Linked DNA regions of Homo sapiens: regions 2 and 3 are each linked to region 1. A link is a loop called in an ENCODE intact Hi-C map of the cell type or tissue named here. Cell type or tissue: A673. All regions are shown on one strand. Each heading gives the region's core, and the rest is flanking DNA. Links, peaks and the distances in the headings are about the cores only.

The links. Hi-C counts contacts between places; a loop is a spot of excess contacts. Peaks named below come from ENCODE experiments on the same cell type or tissue, not always from the same donor. Only the 100,000 strongest peaks of a DNase experiment are listed, where the experiment ranks them.
Region 2: a loop joins it to region 1, with 4 times the contacts of the local background. A loop is called at or near these places in 41 of 110 quality-filtered maps.
Region 3: it touches region 1 in a loop (5-fold over the local background); 47 of 110 quality-filtered maps call a loop at or near these places.

Annotation. Positions count from the first base shown.
Region 1 is chr20:52,309,420-52,314,652 of GRCh38, reverse strand. The region is part of intron 3 of LOC105372666 (a long non-coding RNA gene); the gene reads right to left. Among named protein-coding and RNA genes, the nearest start is that of ZFP64, 120 kb to the right of the region's middle. In A673, for the core only: CTCF peaks have their summits at 935, 1,134 (motif pointing left) and 2,327 (motif pointing left); DNase peaks (open chromatin) are centred at 1,092 and 2,292; H3K27ac peaks cover 633 bases.
Region 2 is chr20:52,377,714-52,381,713 of GRCh38, reverse strand. All of the region lies in intron 4 of LOC105372666 (a long non-coding RNA gene), which reads right to left. Among named protein-coding and RNA genes, the nearest start is that of ZFP64, 190 kb to the right of the region's middle. In A673, for the core only: CTCF peaks have their summits at 1,594 and 1,797 (motif pointing right); a DNase peak (open chromatin) is centred at 1,783.
Region 3 is chr20:53,215,497-53,219,496 of GRCh38, reverse strand. The region is part of intron 1 of TSHZ2 (teashirt zinc finger homeobox 2); the gene reads right to left. Among named protein-coding and RNA genes, the nearest start is that of TSHZ2, 250 kb to the right of the region's middle. In A673, for the core only: CTCF peaks have their summits at 2,002 and 2,214 (motif pointing right); a DNase peak (open chromatin) is centred at 2,216.

The DNA of each region.
Region 1 (5,233 bases), core at 570-4,569:
AAGGAAGGAAGGAAGGAAGGAAAGAGAAAGAAAGAAAGAAAAAGAAAGAGAGAAAGAAAGAAAGAAAGAAAGAAAGAAAGAAAGAAAGAAAGAAAGAAAGAAAGAAAGAAAAGAAAAGAAAAGAAAGAAAGAGAAAAAGAGAAAGAGAAAGAGAAAGTCAGGCATCTAGTGGCCCTGCAACTAGGGAATGGCACAGAGTCCAGCAATGCCCAGCCCCAAATTCCCAGCAGCACAGAAGGGTCCTCCCCACCTGCTGGAACCTGTGAGGGGCCACTCTGCCATTTCACCTCAACAGCTCCTCTTGCCCAGTGGGTTCAAATTCACCTGGGTCCCACAATTTTCATGCTTTGATGCAGGAAGCACACGAAAAACGATCCTGAATATCACAGACATTCTGGCTTTTCATCTTCAGAGTCCAAGAAACTGAAAACAAAAACTAAATTTTCTGTAGCTTTCTAAAATCTATTTTCACGTTTTCTTCCTGGCTACCTGATGGCTTGCATCGGGATTTCTCAGCCTGGGCACTATTGATATTTGAGGCCGAATAATTCTTTGTTGTGGGGCTGTATTTTTTATTATGGGATGTTTAGTAGCGTGCCTCGTTTTTACTCAATTGATGCTACAGGCCCCCCACCACCTCCACCCCCGCCCGCAGTTGTAACAATCAAAAATGTCTTTAAAGGTCCCCTGGGAGCAAAACTGTTCCTGGTTGAGGACCACAGGATTACACAGATTTCTCTTTCCCAACTATTCTGTTTGGTTTTCCCAGATATTCCATTGTTGACTTTACCCAGCCTCCAACGCAGGATCCCAGGAGCCATTTAATTTTTAAATCCTTGGTCAACCATTAATACATATATGTTGTATCTATAGCTGTACTCTATTAATAAATCCTTCCATTTCCTTTTGGAAGAGAGGAAATGATTTTCTGCAGGTTATCACAAAATATCGGCTTGCAGGACGTACCAGGAAGCCAAGGAGGCTCCTTTCTGGAGAGTTCGGCCACTCTCCCCAGCACCAGAGCGTGTGCTGCACTACCTAACCTTTGCAGCTGCACAACGATGATCCGTCATTTCAGAAAAATAGGGAAAGAGCCTCGAATCCTTACTGCCCTCTAGAGAAATTCCGGCAGAAGAGCTCAATCTGTCGCAGTCAGCAGAAAAACAACGCTGCCAGAGGCAACTGCGGCTGGCAGTTGTAAAGCAAACAATTTATTTGCTGAATTTTTTGAAAGACGAGTCTAGCAGACCCTTCCTTTACAATCTCACACCTGAACAAGAAGCCGATGTGGGCTGGCACGTTGACGCAATCATAATTTTGCCAATTCCAGGTCTACCGCCAACGCGATGATTTTATGCCCACTGATGAATCAAATTCTGATATTCTACAAAGTAACTGTAGATCATGTTTTAAATGCAAATTCTCAAGTTTATACAAATGTCTTCTCTAGCCTTTGTTTACTGGCCTACCAACGGTGATATAAACAAAGATTTCTTTTTCTTGCTCCTCAGAAAAAACAGGACTGAAAAAATATTCACTAATTCTTCATGTTTGTATTAGGTTTTGGTGGGTGAGGACTTTTGGACACATTTTGGAGTTTAGAGTGACTTTTTTTTAATCTTCTGGGGGTGGGGCATGGTGGCTCATGCCTGTATTCCCAGCACTTTGGGAGGCCAAGGCAGAAAGATCACTTGAGCTCAGGAGTTCAAGACCAGCCTGGGCAACGTAGTGAAACCTCATCTCTACAAAAAATGTAAAAATTAGCCAGGCGTGGTGGCCCATGTTTGTAGTCGTAGCTACTCAGGAGGCTGAGGCAGGAGGATCCCCCTTGAGCCCAGGAGGTTGCAGTGAGCTATGATTGTACTGCTACACTCCAGCCTGGCAACAGTATGAGATCCTATCTAAAAACAACAACAACAAAAAAAAATTTAACTAACTTTGGTTGCTGTTGTTTTGATAAAGACTTTCCTGTTACTTAATGGCCATCTATATTCCAAGGAGAGCTTCGTCACTGAGATTAAAGTGAGCTTTCCCTACCAAAGTCCTGAAAAAGTTGTGCCAGGTCTAACTCACGTTTCTAGCACAGCTGAACATCAAAAGAAGTAAGTTTGAAAAGTATATGCTTGAAGACATACACTAGATAGAAAATCTTGCAGGTTTAATCAGAACTTTCAAATCATTGTTTTCATTATGACAGGCAACAGCAAAAAATGCTGAATGTTTATGCCTAATGGGTTTGCCCTTTGCCAGACAAATCCTTTTAGCTATGGCAGGAAACATAATTTTTATGGGCTCTTGGAGAGAGTGCACACTGCCCTCTAATGGTGACATGTGCTCACAATTTTATGGGGTCCCTTGATCAGGTTTCAGGAGGCTCTAAGTAGAATGTTATTACCAAAGGTAGACCATAATCCTGTAGATTGATGGCAGCCAATGGTTATTTTTACTATTTCCATTTTTTCCACCCTCTTGACAAGGAAATAAGATATTTGGTCCTTTCCTTTGTTATCAATAGCTGTGAGAATAATTTTGCTAAGATGGAAATATGTCAGAGTAATACTTAGAATATTTGAACTCCATCAGGCACAAAATAATATGCACACACATACCACAGGTATAAACCCTCAATGAAATAATGGTTTACTGCAGAATAAAAGACATTTCTCTATGGATATGAACTATCAATAAATAAGCTACTAAGGTATCAGAAACTTTCAGATTCAAAATTAACAAAAATAAATAAATAAAATAACATGGGAGGGTGGGAGGATTTGGGGGTTTAAGGGATGCTTTAGCTAAAATCTATACAGATATTCTTTAAATGAATGAGACAGAAAATAGAATAAATTTTCCCCCAAGCCTTTTTGAAAGTCAAGATACAGATACTGGTTCATTTTGACCTCTTTCAAAATATATGAATTTATCATATTTAATTATTTTCATCTACCAAATGACAAATGCCTCCTAACTTTGCTAATTGCCCACAGCTAAGAAAGGGAAACAGGGGAGAATAAAAGCCAGCACATTCACTGTCACAGCAAAGCTCCTGGAACTGTATCCAAACAGGAGCTGTTGATCTGTGGAAATGTAAATGTCATTTCTAAATATAGCATTGGGAAGCCAGAGAATCAGCATTTCTATGGATGAAACACCTTTTTGGGAAGTAACACGTGCAAGCCAATGCTTCCCTATGACACATGAGAGAGACAGGAATCTTCCCGCCCAGCCCTGCATCTGCAGGGGCTTAGAAATGCCACGTGCGTGCACAGAACCCTGCTCATTCTCCCCGACTTCCTTAACCTGCTCCTGCACCAGACCGTGAATCAAAGCAAATCATCTCCTGTGCCTCTCCCTCCTTGTCTTAAAAAATAAAAAGCAGAATTTCATTCTGACGTGCATGAATTCCTTACGAGTTAGAGATGCTCTCAACCTCACAAATGAAACCTGAAGATAAAGCCATATGCTGGGCCTCACCAGTGAGTCTGTAACGGGGTGTGGGGATGACTACACAACCCTACACAACCATCAGCTACGAGGACCCAACCACTGGCCCTGGCCCTGACCATCATCTCAGCCTTGACCTCCGCTATTCTTTCCTCCCTCTACCACTCTGGAATGCTTTTAGGTTCTTGAATATGCCATCCTCTTTCCCTCCTGGGTCCTTTGTGCTGTTCTCTTTGCCTAAAATCTTCTCCTACACACTTTGCATTTTCTCTCATCTTTTTCACCTCGTATTATTTGTCACTTTCTAGCAGAAGCATTTGTGACATCCTTAACTATAAAAGGTCTCCAGGCCCCTTGGCTTTAGTCTGTTTCAGCCAGATTGAGTGTGCAACTTGTGCTCAGAAGGACCCCGGACTTCTTTAATGTTTGGCTATAGCCATTTAAAATTCTTAAGTTTTTTTTGAACGAGGGTTCATGCATTCTCATTTTTCACTGGGCCCCACATAGCCAGCCCTGATCACAGACCTTGGCTTTCCTCATAAAACAAAATTCTTAATTGTTGATTTGTCCATTTATTGGCAGTTGGGAGTGGATGGGGGGAGGCAGAGGGCTGGTCTATTTTCTCCATTAGGGCAGAAATCATGTCTGTCTTGTTTATTGTCTAATCCAGAGCTGTCCAGTAGAATTTTCTGTGATGATGGAAATGTTCTGTATCTTTGCAGTCCAATATGTTAGCTACTAGCCATCTGTAGCTACTGAACACTTGAAATGTACCTAATGCAAAGGAGGAACAATTTTTTTATTTTATTTCATTTTAATTAATGGAAATTAAAAGTTAAATAGCCTCATATGGCTGGTGGCTACCATATTGGACAGGTCTCACCCTAAGGCCTAGCCCAGCAACTGGTAAATGCACAGAGGATATTATGTTCTTTTTAAAAGCTCCATGGCAGTAATATGGCACTTTGACATGCATCAGAATTTCAAAAATTTAGGTATCCCTGTTCCCACCCTTTAAAACTCTGATATAAAAAATTTGCAAAAGGTCCAGGCCCCTGATATACCTCAAAGACTCAGGAGGAATCTCAATTGCTCAAATATGAGTATGTTCTATGGAAGAAGCTTCTTGGCATCAATTATTCAAATCTTTTTAACACTTCCAAGTCAAATAATAGCAATACAAAAATCACCCTTATGAGAATTTTGCTACCCAAAAAATGTTCCAGCCACAACTAATGGCTTATTTCAAGCAATACCTAACCCAATAAAATTCCAATGGAGAAAATACATTTTGATCACCCCTTTGGTTTTATTGTAATAAACTCTGACCTATTACTTAGACTTTGAGAGGTCAAGAGTGATAGATGGCTCTTTTGTCAAGACTCAGAAGTATTGATTAAATGTATTTATAACACCTGGCATTAGGTAAATGGCAGGACTTTATTAAGGAGATGTATAGAGCTCAATTAGGACAGTGAGAAAATAGGAATGTCTTTGTCCCTAAATATGGAGTGTATTTTTTAGTGACTTGATATAATCTTATTCTTTCTTCTCACACACAGACAGACAAAAATGTAAAAGGCTGTTAGTGTCCCAGCCCCCCTTGATGTACCTTTGTCTTTAACCATTATTGTAATTCGACCCTCTAACAAGAGCACTTTTTCCTCCACTGAGCTATCAAAGACACCTTCCTAATCAACATCACACACAGTAGCATAATAGATGGCACCAGAATGAACACAAGGATGAGCCGTAATTCACTCTGGGGCTCTGCTGATGTCATAAACTG
Region 2 (4,000 bases), core at 1-4,000, 68 kb before region 1:
GTTACAGTCAGGATGCCACCCAGGGCTGTGGTCTCATCTGAAGGCTTGACTGGGGCTGGGAGCATCTGCTTTCAATCTCACTGAGCTGTAGCTCACCTTAATTCTTCACCACTTGAACTTTTCTACAGAGTTACCTCAGAATATGGCAGCCGACTTCCCCCAGGGCAAGCAATTCAAGAGAGGATGACAGAAGGCATCCAAGATGAAAATTACATCCCATCTAATCTAATCTTCAAAGTGCCATTCCATCACTTCTGCCATATTCTGTTCATTGGGAGAAAGCCAACAAGTCCAGCCCACATTCACAGGGAGAGTTATGTACAAGGGCATAAATACCAGGAAGAGGGGATCATCGGGGGTCATCTTGGAGGCTGCTTACCCCAGAAGCACTTACCATGGATTATCTAATCCTGCCGAGTGGGGTCTGGGATGGCAAAAACATTACTATTTCTGCATTAAAAGATCTGAACATTCTCACTAGCTGCCATAAATAATGACTATAAATAGCCTTATGTCAGTTTAGGCAGGTTCTGCTTCCAAATGAGTTATAAAAAAACTTTTGATTTTCAGAGATTTTTAGGTTTCAAAAGTATGAAAAAAGATTGGAGATCTGTATTATTATCCCTCACTCTACAGATAACAGGTGCCAGGGCACAGGGAGGTTAAATGTGTGTATATATGCTGTGTGTCTTTGTATGGGCACAGGCAACAATAGAGACCCACATACATCAAGCTCTTAACACTGGTGTTCCCATATCATTAGAAGTGGAAGGATAGAGGTTTCTATACATGTCTTCATGAAATATTACAAAATCATGCAGTAGTCCTCTTTGTAATTTTTAAATTAATAAAATACATTAATATTGAAGGGTTAAGAGGTATTTCTGCCATAAGACAAGCAGTTTACATTTATGTTACAAGAGCCAAAGACTGCACACAGAGTAATGTTCGCTTCTAACATGCAGGATTGTTTGAACCTTGCATATCATAAAATGGAAGAAAAGAGTAAGAATAACAAAAAAAAATAAGAGAAACAAAAGTGTGGTAAATTAGAGGCATTTCCTCAGCTTACATATGGTTGGGAGTAGTCAAGACAGGACAGAAATGAGCCTGCTGTTTTATAAAACACCAAAGAATGTGTTGGGGTGTAGTGGAGGAAGAATTCTGATTTGATATGATTTTCGTGTGAGTTAATGAAAAACACTGCATCATTTAAAGGTTGGCCAGCCTTAATTAGAACACAAATAGTGGTTAAACTGAAACTTTATTTCTGCCTTTTAAGCTATTCTCTCTCTTCTGGTTTGCACTGATTCTTAATCGGAATTTTGAATATGTATTAAATATTATAGGAAGGAGGGAGTTAGTCCTTTATTTCAGATTTTACTTTTTTATGATCTGTTTAAACAGATAAAAACTGACTTTAATAACTGCAAGCGATATTAGCTACAGTGAATGGCCCTACTTCTGATTCTGTATATGTTTAACAAATTAAGCATTTCGCCTTTATGATTAAAGGTAAAGTGCTTAGCCAGGCACGCGGAGAAATTCATACAATCTCCTTTAAGGGACACTGATAAGCCAAATGTCATTGGCTTCTATTGTAATACTGGAACTTTAATGTAACACCTCAATTCCAAATACATTCCCTTCAGATGGTGAAGTGGCTTTGAGACTGTGACATGGCAGACATCTTTTTTCAAAGCACATTTTCTTTTCAGGGCCCGGATAGAAAAGGAAATTTGCAGGAATGCCAACAGGGCAGCCAAGGCTGTCTTGTCATGCCTCAGCCTGCCACGAGGTGGCGATAAGCCCCAATGGCAATTACATATTTTTTATTAATAAGCCAAATGGGCATTCTCTTAAATTTGTGATATGACTATTGTAGGCCTCAAGGAACTCATTCATTCTACCACCCAAGAACCACCTTTTTCCCCAAGAGAAAAGTATGCCTGAGTGGATTTGCTTTAGCAATGTATTTTTAAGGTATAATGAAGGATGATACTAATAATAAGAGCCAACAGTTTATGCACTTGAGATGGTATGGTGTGGGTGTAAAGATCAACCACCCAACTAGGTTCAACTCCCAACTCTGCTACTTAATGGCTGTGGTGTCTTGGGCAAATTATTTGTCCTCTCTGTGTCTTAGTTTCCTCATGTATAAAACATACAATAACAGAACCTAACTCAGAAGGTTGATGGAAGGCAGTAAAGTCCTTGGAATACCGCATGGCACATAGCAAACATTTCTTAAGAGGTAACTATCATCCCTATGTGCACCCTGAGAATGGATCCTTTTCTAGCTATTACAGTGAATCCTGCCAACAACCCTGAGAGTAAGGACCAGCATTAGACCCATTTAACAGATGAGGAAACCAAAGCTAAATAAGTGAAATGAATTACCCAGGGTCCGAGTCTATGGTAGAGCTAAGACGTGAAATCATATCTACCCAACTCTAAATCATGTTCTTAACCACTATAATATATCATACAGGCCCAATATTACAAGCAATAAAAATCAAGAACTGCAGAATTCAAACTGAGAGAATAGCAATCGCACTCCTCTCCTCCCTCCAATAAAATGGGTCTTCGTCTCTCAAACATAATTCTATTTCCCTTCCTTTACATGGTTTAGCTCCCCTAAATTAAATTTTTGCCCTAACATGTATTCCTGAAACCCACAGGAGGTTATCTATAACCTACAATAACCTAAATCTTTAAAAATTTCTGAGATACAGTTTTGAGATGAATTTAAGAATCTCCCATTAAAACAAGGTTAGATTATTTAAAAGCCAAGAAAAGACGATTCCACAATTCTGCACAAGATAAAAATAGAATTCCAAGTCCTCTACCCAAAAAAACTGCACCGCCTTCCAACGGCTGGGGTTTTTTTCCTCCTGTCAGTCCTTGAAATGACCTTGGTTTAATTACCTGCATCTCAATGAGTGAATCTACATAGAAAGTGAAGGTTAATTAATGAAGGATCGTTTCTTTCTCTAAGCCCACCAGGCAGTGGCTGACAGCAAGTCTTGTCCACGCAGTATCATCCTATATCTCATTAGAAATGGTCAGATTGATGTACTCGCTTTGGACCAAGGGAAAGAAAGAAAATAGTTTACTAATGATGGCCACTTGCAGTGAGCAGTCACAAAGCTTCCCACCTGGCACCTCTAACCTTGAATGACACTGCCCCTGAATTCATAGACTCCAAAATGTTAGTCCCAGGTAGAAATGCAGAATCAATTCTAATGAGGTTCAGACACTTGTATAGCAGCTGCAGTATAGTCACACAACTCCTATATTATTATTCTCTTAACATCCCTTGTGTTTATATTATTTTTAAAAAATATATTTGTTCTAGAACAGTTGTTCTAGAACAGTTTGTCAATCTCAGCATTGATGATATTTGAGCCCGATAGTTCTCTGTTGTTGGGGGCACCCAGTGCACCGTAGGATGTGTAGCAGCATCCCTAGCCTCTACCCACTGGTTGCAACGGCCAGAGATTTCTCCAGACATTGCCAGATGTCCCCCAAAAGGCATAATTGATCCACATGGGAACCATTGGTCTAGGAAGAAATGAAATTTTTACAGTTTGTTTTAGGTTTTCATGTTGAAATAATTTCAGACTTAGAGGGAAAAAAGTTGCAAAACTAGTATACCTGTACACTCTTCACCCAGATTCCAGATTCCCAAAATGCTTCCATTTCACATAACTATAGTCCAATTATTAAAAAGCAGGAAATTAACATAAATATAATACTGTTCAGTAATTTACAGATCTTACTCAAATATAACCAAATGCCCATCAATGTCATTTCTGGTCTAAGACTCAATCCAGGATCCAAACCAAGACCCAACCCAGGACCCAAACCAAGACTCAACCAGGGATCCAAACCAAGACCCAACCAAGGATCCACACTAAGACCCAACCCAGGATCCACACCAAGATCCAACCCAGGACCCAAACCAAGACCCAACCCAGGACCCAGGACAAGACCCAAC
Region 3 (4,000 bases), core at 1-4,000, 910 kb before region 1:
TAACAATAATTATCTCAATCATACCAATAGAAAGTTATAGTGCTAACTATGCAGTAGTTACAAATTTAATACAAAATGATGCAGAAACAGGGATGAATATTCCATTTTCAGTCTTTTATAACTGCAGAAGAAAAAAGCAACACTGCCACTTGCTTTTTGTTTGGAGATGTTAAGCCTCACAAATTTTATTTCTTGTTGTTGGCTAAACTGCTTAAGATTGTTCTCGTGTTTAAAAAGCCAGGGGTGGGCCATAGAAATGGATGGATGAGGACATCAGCTTTTATGGGGGAATTCACAGCATTTCAATAGACTCTGTGTTTACCTGAAAGTCTTGGGCCAATGGAGAAATGAGAAATTGGCTTTCTATGGAAATACTGAGAAAAGGCCTCCAAGGGGGAGACACAGTAAAAGCTTCTTTTACCTAACTGTTTTCTTGTTGGAAATGGCTACCCACAGTGCAGCTGGGGGCTTAGCAAGCTGTGGTTCTCATTTTGCCCAATCTTGTTTTGAATCAGCTGATTCATTAAACTGCACTGATTAAGTCTGTATTAGGTAGTTCATATTACTAGACTAACAGATACTAGACTGTATTAGAAAGTCTCCAAAATGGTGTAGAAAACTCAGGTGCTGACCAGAGACAAGGAAAGTAACACTAAATTGTTCAATAAATATGAATATTTTAGAATATCTTCATCACTGTAAAGAAAGATGCTCTCTCTTATTTTTCTCGAATTCTCAGTCTGTTTTCTCACTTTTGAGAGACATTACTATAGGAGACAACTCATTTTCTTTATGAAAAGAAAGACCCAAACACAATGATAAATGGCTAGTGATGTTTGGCCTCAGGGAGACAATAGAAAGAGGTAGGTATTGGGGAGAGTTGCTGAGTGAATGCCCTGCTGGAAAGAGGTGGCAACAACATAGCTCCAGCTAATCTCGTCATCTGCGAATATAGAACCAATGCGGTAGATGTTTGGATTTTGCAAAAGAATATGAGAAATTGAATTTTTATGCGAAATCACCTGATTGACAAATTTTGGCAATGCTGTGTACATTATTATTACGATTATCTATTTATTTAGTGGTTTGTGTGGGCCGAACAAATAAGTCGGCAAGCCGAATTCATTTGCCCCTGTGCCAACTGTTGTAAAGTTTGATCTTGCTTAATGCATCTCAATGTTTCCCATCTCTCAATTTGAATTATAATAGGTGCCAGCTGAGACCATGTGGTTGGTGCAGCACACACACAGCTCTGTTCCTTGAAAGCTACTCAAAGCAAATGTTCTAATCACAGGTGAGAGGCCCTCAGCCTATAGGCGTAGTCTTTAGAAAACAAATTTAGTGCAGAATAAAGGACAACATCATGACTTGAAAGAACCAGACTTGAGACTGTTTGTAAAGTGCAGCCTGCCATTTGCGGCTCCTTCAAAGGAGCCTCGGCTTTCTCACTCTTAAAAAGGAGGGTGTTGGGCTAGCCAGTCTCCTTTCTCCCAAAGTAAAATACTTGTCTGTATTGTTCAGGGAGGAGAATCTATGCTTTGGGATGTGAAAGCCTAGGTCTGACTCTCCTTTCTAACATAAATTAGATTTGCATAACTTCCTTCAACCTTAGTTTTTTTGTTTGCAAAGGTGAGGATAAAACCAGTAATGATATCACAGGATTATGTGAAACTTAAATGAGATAGTAAGTCAGATAACTCTGTGTAAACCAGGGGTTACAAGCAGGGGCAGTGGATCAAATGTAGCCCTTAGCCATATTTTGTTTGGCCCATGAATTGTTTCAAAATCAGAGAAATTTCACACTTAAGGATAGATGCCTTCTGAGAAGTTCTGACGTTACTGGCCCTGTGTGGTTGCGTGGCAGAGCTTTACCGCTTTTGCCTCCTCTAGACTGAGCACCAGGGATCTGCCATGGTCCCCATCCACTCCTTATATTGCGCCTGGCTCTCTGCACTTTCTGCCATTATTTGTCTGTGGGTTTGCAGCCCCTGGCAAATTAAGTGATGTGCAACGGTTCACTGGCGTTGCTGTTCTGATTATTGTTGTTCTTCCATCTGTTATCCCTTTCTGCTTGTGAGCCACATATTCGCTTCTTTGGGGCTCAGTTATCTGGTCTTTAAAATGGGAATAATAATATCTCACTTGCCTAGAGCCAGGGGGCTGTCGGGTGAGGCCAGGCCCCTTCTGCTCCCTGAGCGCCCAGAAGTGGGGCGTCCGACCAGCAGAGGGCGCTGGTACGAAAGGCTGCAGGTGCTGGCATCGGCCAAGCGCAGACAGGTGGGGCCGCGGCAGGTGCGGCTCTCGCACTATCCCCCTTTCACAACTTGGGAGGACACAGCTTCACCGGGTGGGCCTGACAGCGAGCAATTACTCATCCATCGATACAGCCGCACATCACCAGCAATGTGACTTTCTGGAATATGTAATGCGACCACAGACTTTCTAATGCCGCAGCCTGACAATCAGACACTAAAAATAACAAACGGGCCCGCTCAGGAACAGAAAGACACGGCCTCTTTGGAAACTGGGGATGGGCCGTTTCCAACTCTGCTCACCGCTGGAGCCCTGCACGGAATTCTCCGGGCGGTGAAGTGAGTCGCCAGGAGCTGCCAGGGGCTGCAGGGAGAGTTCCCGCATTTGAAGGGTGTGTTCACTTTTAGACAACTCAGTCCCAGCAAGATGTAGACAAATTGGAGCAAGTTCAGAGAAGAACAACCCACATGATTAAGGGGAAAGAGGATTGATTTATAGAGAAATATTAAAGCAGCCAAACATGTCTGCGCTGTGTTCTCCAGGTGACAAATCAGAGAGTGACACATTGTGGGGCTCCATGCACCTTTGAGAGGTGTAAACATCAGGGGATGAGAAACTAGCTCAGTGCAAGGAGCTTTTCACAGCATTTTCTAAGATGGCATTAACACCAGAAAATGTTCCTGGCTGGTGAAGGGTTGGTTGGGTCGCACCTATGCTTGAGAACCCTTTGTTGTCCTGATTTTGCCTGGCATAAAATGACATATCCTAGCTAGGGGTTCACATTTGTGGCCTTCAGTGCTCTGGCTGTGGCCTATTTTTCCTTGTATGTTCACGTCCTTGACTTTCTGCCAGGGATTCCGCCACCCCAGTCCCATTTGTCCTCACTCCAGCTTTACCTGACTACCTGTCTTACTCCTCCATCAGGAACTGAAATGCTTAGGAGCCAACAATGGCTTGGCTGGTGAAGTGAGGTGTGGAGAGGGCTGGGGAAGACAACAGGACCAGCAATTGCAAGGTGAGAACAGATGACAGGGACATTCCTTGGGTGTTGACTTCATAGAATGCTGAAATACTAGTGTCTTATTAAAAAGTGAGCTGGCCCCCCACTGTTTTCTATTCCTCATTCTGAGGAAGAGCTAAGGTCGTGCCTTTCTGTCCTCCAGATATGAGTCTCTGGGAATTTGACTGGGGAAGAAGGTCTTGGCCAAAATGAAGAATTCTGGGAGAAGAGGAATCAGACATCAGAGACAGGTGTTTGGCCTTAGGGGAAAAAGGGCAGGAGCTCAACCCTAGGAGAAAGACTGGGAATTAGGCCTGGGACCCCTCTTTTCCCATCCCTATGAAACCATTTTTTAAATTTTTTTTTTTTTTTTTTGAGACGGAGTTTTGCTCCTGTTGCCCAGGCTGGAGTGCAATGGCGCGACCTCGGCTCACCACAACCTCCGCTTCCTGAGTTCAAGCTATGCTCCTGCCTCAGCCTCCTGAGTAGCTGGAATTACAGGCATGTGCCACCATGCCCGGCTAATTTTGTATTTTTAGTAGAGATGGGGTTTCTCTCCATGTTGGTCAGGCTGGTCTCGAACTCCCGACCTCAGGTGATCCACCTGCCTTGGCCTCTCAAAGTGGTGGGATTACATGTGTGAGCCACCGTGCCCAGCCTTTCTTACATTTTTAATATAGTCTCTTCCTCACTTCTCCCCTCCCAAAGGCAAAAAAAAAATCTAGGATGCCTCCATGATGGAACTCT